2 separate regions of the Homo sapiens genome follow, and region 1 is linked to region 2. Evidence: chromatin contacts called from ENCODE Hi-C or POLR2A ChIA-PET data. All regions are on one chromosome and are shown on one strand. Each heading gives the region's core, a stretch centred on a gene start or an enhancer-like site at or near the end of the contact. The rest is flanking DNA. Distances are from core to core; before and after follow the strand shown.

Region 1 (5,033 bases), core at 1,064-3,563, 42 kb before region 2:
GTGATGTGCGTCTGTGATCCCAGCTACTATGGAGGCTGAGGCAGGAGAATCCCGTCAACCCAGGAGGCAGAGGTTGCAGTGAGCCGAGATCGCCCTGTTTCACTCCAGCCCGGGAGACGGTGTAAGACTCTGTCTCAAAATAAATAAATAAATAAAAAATAAAAAAGAATACATAGCACTTTTTTTTAAAACTTTTAAGTTCAGGGGTAACGTGCAGGATGTGCAGGTTTGTTACATAGGTAAACATGTGTCATGGGGGTTGTACAGATTATTTCATCACCCAGGTATTAAGTCTACTATCCATTAGTTATTTTTCCATGGTGTATATGTACCACATTTTCTTTATCCAGTCTATCACTGATAGGCATTTAGGTTGATTCCATGTCTTTGCTATTGTGAATAGTGCTGCAGTGAACATACATGTGAATGTGTCTTTATAATAGAATTATTTATATTTCTTTGAGCATATATCCAATAATGGGGTTGCTGGGTATTTCTGTCTCTAGGTATTTGAGGAATCACCACACTGTCTTCCACAATGGTTGCACTAATTTACACTCCCCACACAGTGTAAAAGTGTTCCTTTTTCTCCACAATCTTGCCAGCATCTGTTATTTTGTGACTTTTTAATAATAGCCATTCTGACTGGGAGACACCCTTTTCTAAGTTACAGATCCCTTCATAGGAAATGTATACATATGGAGTTTTCAAATAATGGAGAATGTCTGTAATAAGTAGTAGCATGTGACTGAAAAAATGGCTTCTGGTGCTACTAGTGTCTCCAGTCATCTCAGGGACAACACCTTTTCAGAGTAAGTAACCAGGCACCTTTCAAATACTGTGTCATAGGAATTAGCTTCTTCCACCTAAGAGACCAAGCTCTCTGTTTCATGCTTTGGGTAATCCTTTCCTGCTGGAGTCTGACCAAGTAAGGATGGGCCTTGGTTGAAGTCACAATGCAGCGAGCCCTGGGAAAGCAGGAATTTGGCCATGGCTCGCCCAACAAGATGACCACCTCTTTTTGACACTAGTCTTCCCTTCTCACATGTATGCCGTCCTTACTTGCAATGGTAACACTTTGTCCTAGCATCTCTCTTTCCTATTCCTTTCTATCAGAGGTGGTCTTAATAGTAAGCAGTCACAAAACAAAATGACTGAAGGTGATTGCATATTTAGCTGGTCAAGAGCACAGGGTTTGGAAGCAAGACAGACCTGGCTGTGAATCCTGATTCTGGGCATAATACTTAGTCCCATTAAGCCTCCTTTCTCATTTGTAAAAGTGTGGGCCAATAAGACTTAAGGCAAAAGGTAGTTGCAAATGTTAAATGTGCTAATGTGTGCAAAGAGCTTAGGGTGGTCCCTGTATCTGGTGGTGGCCACTTAAACGATGGCTGTTGTTAAGTGACAGAATGAGGATAACCCCCTTCCACCACATGCAGAGAGGTATTGAGAATACAAGTGGAAAGCTCAGTTTTCTCTTGACATGCCATCACACCCAAACTAAAGTGTTTCAGGCTTACCTCTTGCTGCTTTCTGCAATATGATGAAAAATTCTAGACCCAAATGGAATCAAGTTCTTTTTTTTTTTTTTTTTTTTGAGACGGAGTCTCACCTGTTGCCCAAGCTGGAGTGCAGTGGCGCAATCTCACTCACGGCAAGCTCTGCCTCCCAGGTTCACACCATTCTCCTGCTTCGGGCTCCCAAGTAGCTGGGACTACAGGGGCCCACCACCACGCCTGGCTAATTTTTTTTGTATTTTTAGTACAGACAGGGTTTCACCGTGTTAGCCAGGATGGTCTCGATCTCCTGACCTCGTGATCTGCCCGCCTCGGCCTCAAGTTCCTTTTTTAAAGGTTCACAAACTATGTGACCTTTTAATGACAAAAGTATGACTTTATACCTCTAGAGAAAATTACCATTCAGATTGTTCTGAGCTGATTACCCTTGCCTTTCAACTGCAAACTTTCCCAATCAAAAGTGTGAGCATAAAGAACAGCATCATTGCAAACATGTAATCTATCTGACATCTTGCTTTTCATATAATTGAAAGAACACATATGTCAGTTTATACTCAAGCAAAAATGATATATGGTATCAATGTGAAACATGAGAGATGATCTAATTTTTTCTCTCATTAATGAATATTGAGCAAATAGAGCATTTCAGGATCAAGGAATATATGAGATTCTGTGTATTTATTTTCTTCATTACTCTAGCTACAGTGTCACCCGAGAGTATCTGGGAGATGACAACCAGGCAATTAAAGGCAACTCTGTCCAAGCGCTGGCCCTGCCGTAGTGAATCATGACCCTTTCTCTGGCCTCCCCATGGCTGAACCCCTGTCCTTGGGGAACCTAGGCTGTGAATGACTTGGCAGTTACCACAACACATACTTTTTTTATGTACACATGACATGTCTGTGATATGATGCATCTGCTGTCCGCAAAACCATCTAAATGGCTTAACTTCTCCAGATTTCATTTTAAAAGAAAAAGTCACTAATCTACATGAAAAGTTTTGTGTTTCATGTCCAGATTATCTTAGGAACTTCAACTGTTGTTGTAGGGTGAGGATGGGGAGATGGTGTCTCTCAATAGATGAATGAAGCCAACTGCCCATTTTTAACAAAACACATTTGTGGTGACCATTACCTAATACATTCATGAGATGGGTTCCACTAACACAGATCTCTCCGGTGTTTGTTTATTTAATTAAATGGGAGACATGTCCAAATGATTCCTTTTGAGATTTCTTTGGTCTCCAAACTCATGCTGCACATTCCATGTTTACATAGCTTCCTGAATTATCTGCAAAATTGACTAAGAATGCTGCAAAATGCTAAAAATAAAAACATATACATGTAGAATAAGCCTGGCTAATGGTTCTTTTCAGGCATATTTCTTTTCACTGAAATAAATGATAGGGTTTAGATTTTCAACCACTTCCTAACATGATAAAATGAGACACAGTGCTGGTCTCTACTGATTCATTCGTTCTGAGATCAACTTCCACTACAATGAATAATAGCAAATGTAAAATAAATCTTGGCCAGGTACGGTGGCTCATGCCTGTAATCCCAGCACTTTGGGAGGCCAAGGTGGCTTGATCACCTGAGGTCAGGAGTTTGAGACCAGCCTGGCCAACATGATGAAGCCCTATCTCTACTAAAAATACAAAAATTAGCCCAGCATGGTGGTATGCACCTGTAGTCCCAGCTACTCAGGAGGCTGAGGCAGGAGAATTGCTTGAACCTGGGAGGCAGAGGTTGCAGTGAGCCGAGATTGTGCCACTGCACTACAGCCTGGGCAACAGAACGAGACTCCCATCTCAAAAAAAAATAAAAAATAAAAAACAAATCTCTGTGTTTCTGCCTCATCATAGAAAAGGCTGTGTTAAATTCATTTACTAGATGAAAATAAGTATTATTAATTTGTTTCTTTGTTCTTTGATCAACTTCTTATTTAAGAACTCTTACTAAGAGCACCTTCATGCTATATTCAATGCTATAACTTTGCATTAAGAAAATGTGGTTATCATAAAGAAAATGGTGAGGCCACATTTGTCAGATACCTGACATACTCCCTGTGGAGAATTTTTAAATTTCTTACTTTGTAAGAAGCCTGTCGTTTCCAGTGGATGGTCAAGATGAATCAGGATTTGAGGCTTAAGATTGTTGGTAGTGTTTACTTTGATTTAATGACTCCAACAGATGAGGGGCCACTGGGCTTGCTGATTGGGTCTGTACTGACTTTTAGCCATCATGATGGAGAGTAAAGCTCATGTCCATGAAAGACACAAATCATAATGCAGGGAGGAAGGATCAATGGAGAGAATGTTAGCATAGGTAGTGATTTGCCCTGTCATCGCACTCTCACCTATTGATATATTTTTTCAGTGACAGGATTCTTTCGCTCAGACTTTTTTCTTTTGCTATTATAATAGTTCTCAAAATCAACAAACTTTTAGTTGCTTAGAACAACCACCACAGAAAAGAATGTGAATGTTTATTACCACTGAACTGTACACTTGAAAATGGTAAAGATGATACATTATATATGTATATTTTACCTCAAATCATTTTAAAAGCCCCCATAATGTATATATGAGAATTCTAACAATAACAGATTCTGTCATCTTCCACAAACATTGTCATCTACATTTTTCACTTGGAAGGGGAAGTGCAGTGAGCTCTAGTGAAAAGGCATGCATGGACTTCCACAGGCAGACATCTGGATGTGACTCCTGCCTGCCACGTATTAGCTGGGTGACCTGGGCAAGTTCTTTACTGTTCTGAGTCTCAGGCTCCCCATCTGTTAGGCAGATATAAAAGAAGAGTGCTTCTATTCACAATAGCAAAGACATGGAATCAACCAAAATGCCCATCAATGACAGATTCGATAAAGAAAATGTGGTACATATACACCATGAAATACTATGCAGCCGTAAAAAGAAGAAGACCATGTCTTTTGCAGGAGCATGGATCGAGTTGGGGGGCATTATCCTTAGCAAACTAATGCAGGAACAAAAAAACCAAATACCACACATTCTCACTTGTAAGTGCGAACTAAGTGATGAGAACTCATGGACACAAAGAAGGGAACAACAGATACTGGAGCCTACTTGAGGGTGAAGGGTAGAAGGAAGGAGAAGAGCAGAAAAAAAATAACTATTGGGTACTGGGCTTAGTACCTGAGTGATGAAATAATGTGCACACCCCCATGACATGAGTTTACCTATAAAACAAACCTGCACATGTACCCTTGAACTTAAAATAAAAGTTAAAGATGAAAGAAAATAAAATTAAAAAGTACTTAATTCATGATATGGTTTGGCTGTGTCCCCACCCAAATCTCATCTTGAATTATAATCCCCATGTGTTATGGGAGGGACCTGGTGGGAGCTGACTGAATTATTATGGGGGTGGTTTCCCCAGTACTGTTCTTATGATAGTGAGTTCTCAGGAGATCTGATGGTTTTATAAGCAACTGGCATTTTCCCTTGCTGGCACTCATTCTCTCTTCTGCCGCCCTGTG
Region 2 (4,754 bases), core at 25-2,524:
TGCAAGTTACCACAGTCTAGAACCACCTGATTGTCTTAAAGGCAGCATTTAGTGAGTGCCTACTATGTTCTCCGGGTCATATGCTGTGCTGAGGGACAGGTTAAAATAGCCACTTGCTCACAGTGTTCATGTCCTACTTCAGAGGACCTCCCTCTCCCTCAGAGCCTCAGTTGTAAAAGGGGAAGGCTTGGGTTCTTTTTATGGCTCTGCCATTGAGTGACCCCGGAAGAGTCTCTGGGCCTCTCTGAACCTTAAACTCTTCTTCTGAAGCTCAGGAATATGAGCTGTTTCTCCTAGGGTGTTAGGAGTGTCCAGGTGAGCTTTAATGTGTGTGTGAGTGTATCTGGAACCCGTATGGCACAGTGTAGGCTCTTTATGTGGGCATATAGTCAGCACTTCATATCTATGGGTTCTTCATCTGTGGATTCAACCAACTGATGATCAAAAATATTTGGAAAAAATAATTCCACAAAGTTCCAAACAGCAAAACTTGAATTTGCCACATGCCAGTACTATGTTGAATTCCCATGATGTAGGCATTGTATTAGGTATTATAAATAATCTAGAGGTGATGTAAAGTATATGGGAGGATGTAGTTGGTATGCCAAGCCTACAATAGCAATTAGGACAAGTATATGGCCATGTGATTTAAACTATATGGGAGGATGCAAATACTCTGTGTGCCATTTTATATCAGGAACTTGAGAATTCATGGATTTGGGAAGATACTGGAGCCAATATCTCATGGATATGGGGAGATGACTCTATTGTCTAATAGGCCAATCTAGGGGTTGAAGGAAAAAGCCAGCATTTCTAGAGAAGGTGGGGGCAGCCAGGCTTCCAAAATTGGGTCAAAGAGGGTCATCTTTATGGGTTGAAAGTCTCTTGGGGGACAGTTAAAATGATGGGAATAGATCCAGAAAGGTCAACTTATGTGGACATCTTCAGAGATCATTGGTGCTACATCATTTTCTTGAAAGGAACAGTGGAGAATAAGGGTTTCAACAGAAGTATGTAAAGCCAAAGCTTCTTAAAAACAATATATGGTGGTGGAAATATGCAGTACTTTTAGGGAAAATTCTCAGATTCAGTATTTGTTCAGTAGGGTATTTATTGGACACCTCCAGTGTGCCAAGTAGGGGCATCCACTGGCAGGACTGCAGTGGTCCAACTAACAAGGTCCTGGTCTTAGATGGAGGAAAACATCCACCAAGTTTTATCACACAGATGAAAATGCACCAGCGCAGCCAGCACTTGGGGTGGCCAGTGCCAAGTGCAAGGGGAACAAAACAGAGGATGGGACCCAGTTACGATGGCCAGGCTGGGCTTCCTGAGTCATCTCAATATGGAGCAGTCAGTGTCAGCCAGGCATAGTCTCCAAGACAGAAGGAGTCATGGATTTCTAGGAAAAGCATTTCACTGATAATACTTTAATGTGCATCTGTGTCCTACACTGTCTCGTATCCAGAGAGGGCCATGTTTCTAAGGGGCTATCCCAAGTTTGACACATATTCCTGGAGCTAAAGCAAGTGAAAACACTTAGGAAAGTATGAAAGCTCTGTGTGGATGGTGGTGTATGACTCTGCAATGTATATTTTAAAGAAGAAATGTTTTGGAAAGTCATTAAAAATGTTAACCACATCCCCCTCCAAACTAAAAAGCTGATGAAGGGAACATATTTTCAAATTACACATTTAAAAACATATATGTTTATATCAACAAAAGATAGCCTATGTTAGACCCAGATATAGTTGATATGCCAAGCCTGCGATAGCAATTAAGACACGTATATGGCCAGAAATGTCCTCTGGACATACTCAGCGGATGGTACCGCTGCAAAACACGTTTTTCAATGAGCTCATCTGTAAGGCACGATGAAACGAGGTCAAAGAAAAGCTTAGAGAGCTTCATACTCACAGTTTTAAACTCAACTGAGAAAAGATTTAAAGGAAAAAAAATCCCTGACCCAAACAAAAGCAGGGGGAAACTTAGTGTTGCCTAAAGCAACTAAAGAAAAACACCGCGTTCTCCTGGTGGCTGTTCTCTGCCGTTGCGTGTGCAGGGGATCCGTATTTTTGCCTCCAGCATGCTCATTTCTGTTTCTCAGACCCACACACCATTTTGCTGAGACAAAGCTGCAAGTGCATTTCCACCCAGCTGGGCACACTTGATAACTACACTGATGCATCAGAACTATAAATGTCACCCCCGTCATCTCCTTGTACCCTCTGATAACTTTACTCTTTAAAAACTTGTTAACATCCTTTTTCCAGCCTTACATTTGACATAATCAAAGTCATGTACATGAACTCCCCTCTCTCTCTCTGAAAAACCCCTACGTTTCCTCAAGTTCTAATTGCATTATCAAGTGTTTTGTTTGGATCATTAATTCCTTCCCAGATGATTTGCTCCTGGTAGGTTTCTAGCAAATTCTACCCATGTCTAATAAATCATCTTACAAAATGCTGCAGGTTTTTCTCCGTCATAGGGATCTAGTCCACACGCTAATTGCTGTGCCCCTGTGAAGTTTTATTCTCCTACCTCTCACTAAAAGCAACCCCTTTAGCTTCATTGTTAAAACTCTAACAATTCGACAACAAAGAAAAGATTTCAGAACTGTGCTTTGGCCAGGCCAAGTCCCCAGAGTCATTTCAAGCTTGCTGAGCTGGAATATACCCAGGGTTATTCTGTCATCTAAACAAACTTTCTCCAGGTGAACGCAGGCAAGGCATCTGTCTCTTCTGTGTCCCCTGTTGGACCTGGGAGTCAGGGAGATGAATGATCCATTGTCCTGAGGCAACACTACCATGTAACTAACCTGAGAACAAGAAAATGAAGTCAGGAAGTTTTAACTGCATAGCCATAGGGTGGGGAAGGACGGGGGCCCAGTTCCTGCTTCCAGGATGTGATAGGATTATTGGGGCTGGAGATTGTGGAGTTGTAGCTACAAAGGCTGTAAAGCATTCATAGAAGACCAGATGGGGAGTGATCTGAAATAATTCAGAAGGGTGTAAGTACCAGTCTAGTGAGGTTCCTCTTATATTAAAAATCAACATTATCTAATTTCCCAGTTTCTACAGGTAAGGAAATTGAGGTCCAGAAATGATCAGTAGTTTCTTCAGATGCAAGTATACTATTTTGTTTACTTTATCATTTGATTCCCAGCATGTATCAATGGACTCACCTATACATGAATCTTGCAGTGTTTTTAGCCCAGTTCATACTTTCCACAAACATGTTTATTTCTGTTCAGTTCTCCAAAGGTATTGTGGGCCTCCTATGTATAAGTCAGGTGTTCTGTGCGGCTAAGATAAGGTATTAACCCACCATTCTTATTTTTAAAAATGTAATCACAAAAAGCAAGGATCAATTATTATAATATGGCCATATTTTAAAGCCCTTCTGTGCCTGTGAAGTCGAGAGGGTGAGTCATTTTATTTCCCATTTTACAGGTGATAAATATCTTAGGATGTCATTATTATTCTTTTTGTGCCATTTGTAAATCACATTTATAAATCTTTGAGAAAGAAGTACACACTTAAGTTTACTTTTGATTCATATAGGTTCTAAATCTTCCCAATTTCTGTGTCTTCCACCGTAGATGTCTCCACTGTTAGTTATTCCTGCTCCTTTTCATTGGTTCTTCTTGCAAAGCCAATATTTCCAGAAATCTGCACCAATTTCTCACAGTGATTGCACATTTCAATGGAGATAGATAGCTTGGAGACAGTTTATACATTCTACTGATAAAAGTTGTCTCTGGTTGCATGGAAGGGTCTCAGCAAACTGAGAATATTTTGGCAATTCAGTAGATAGAGCCAGATTCATTATTGCACATAAGCACTCTTCAGTGGAATATTCATACATATTACAAATTAAGTTTGAGCTGATAGGGAGGGTTTCTTTTTCTCTTATAACTTAGTCAACACAGCAGAAGAGAGGCAAATATTTTCTCCTCTAGCCTAAATTTCACCAAGTTGAGCAATAATTTGCAATTAAAATACAGAATTTTGACAAAGTTTAGGACAAACATAAAGTTAGTTTTTGTGCTTTAATTCTGTATGTGAACTAGATAAGCAATGAAATGGTATTTCCCCGCACGTGCACACACAGCATAGTTCTCCAGAATAGTTCAATTGTCATAACTCAGTAGAATAAAATACGGACCACTGCTCCTCACTCTAAGAAAGCCTGAGCAGCAAGGGCTGCCCTGCTAACTGCAGGCTTCTATTCAGTTTTCCTTATGGGGAGAAGCAAGAGGGAGAAAATTATCAAAATTTGCATAATGAAAATGAAGAAAATCACCCATGATAATGCCACTTTGAACTGTTGATGTTCCTTAACTTACGATGGAGTTACATCTTAAAAGTCAAAACTAAAAATCATCCAGGTGTGGTGGCTCATGCCTGTAATCCCAGCACTTTGGGAGGCCATGGCAGGAGTTCAAGACCAGCCTGGCCAACATGGTGAAACCCCGTCTCTACTAAAAATACAAAAAAAAATTAGCTGGGCCTGATGGCGCATGCCATCAGGAGGCTGAGGCATAAGAATCGCTTGAACTCAGAAAGCAGAGGTTGTAGTGAGCCAAGATTGTACCACTGCACTCCCGCCTGGGTGATGGAGTGAGACTCTGTCTCAAAAAAAAAAAAAAAAAAAAAAAAAAAAAAAAACCAAAAAAAAACAAACAAAAAAAAAACCTAGGCAGGTTAAAGATGGATATGGTTTGGATTTTTTAATATGGTTCTAAAAACAAC

Evidence for each region. Hi-C counts contacts between places; a loop is a spot of excess contacts on that map. ChIA-PET counts read pairs that join two places held with the same protein, here RNA polymerase II (POLR2A).
Region 1: a map of tibial artery shows a loop between it and region 2 (4-fold over the local background). The contact joins two enhancer-like sites. A Hi-C loop is called at or near these places in 2 of 168 maps with a recorded cell type or tissue (astrocyte of the cerebellum and tibial artery) and 1 of 37 single-sample maps with no recorded cell type. POLR2A ChIA-PET finds 5 or more read pairs at or near these places in 2 of 52 experiments (activated CD4-positive, alpha-beta T cell and naive thymus-derived CD8-positive, alpha-beta T cell).

Annotation. Positions count from the first base shown.
Region 1 is chr3:73,459,107-73,464,139 of GRCh38, reverse strand. All of the region lies in intron 3 of PDZRN3 (PDZ domain containing ring finger 3), which reads left to right. Among named protein-coding and RNA genes, the nearest start is that of PDZRN3-AS1, 160 kb to the left of the region's middle. Within about 2 kb of position 2,313, at least 3 of the 41 ENCODE cell types and tissues checked have a DNase peak (open chromatin) inside an H3K27ac peak, as active enhancers do.
Region 2 is chr3:73,416,793-73,421,546 of GRCh38, reverse strand. The region is part of intron 3 of PDZRN3 (PDZ domain containing ring finger 3); the gene reads left to right. Among named protein-coding and RNA genes, the nearest start is that of PDZRN3-AS1, 200 kb to the left of the region's middle. Within about 2 kb of position 1,274, at least 4 of the 41 ENCODE cell types and tissues checked have a DNase peak (open chromatin) inside an H3K27ac peak, as active enhancers do.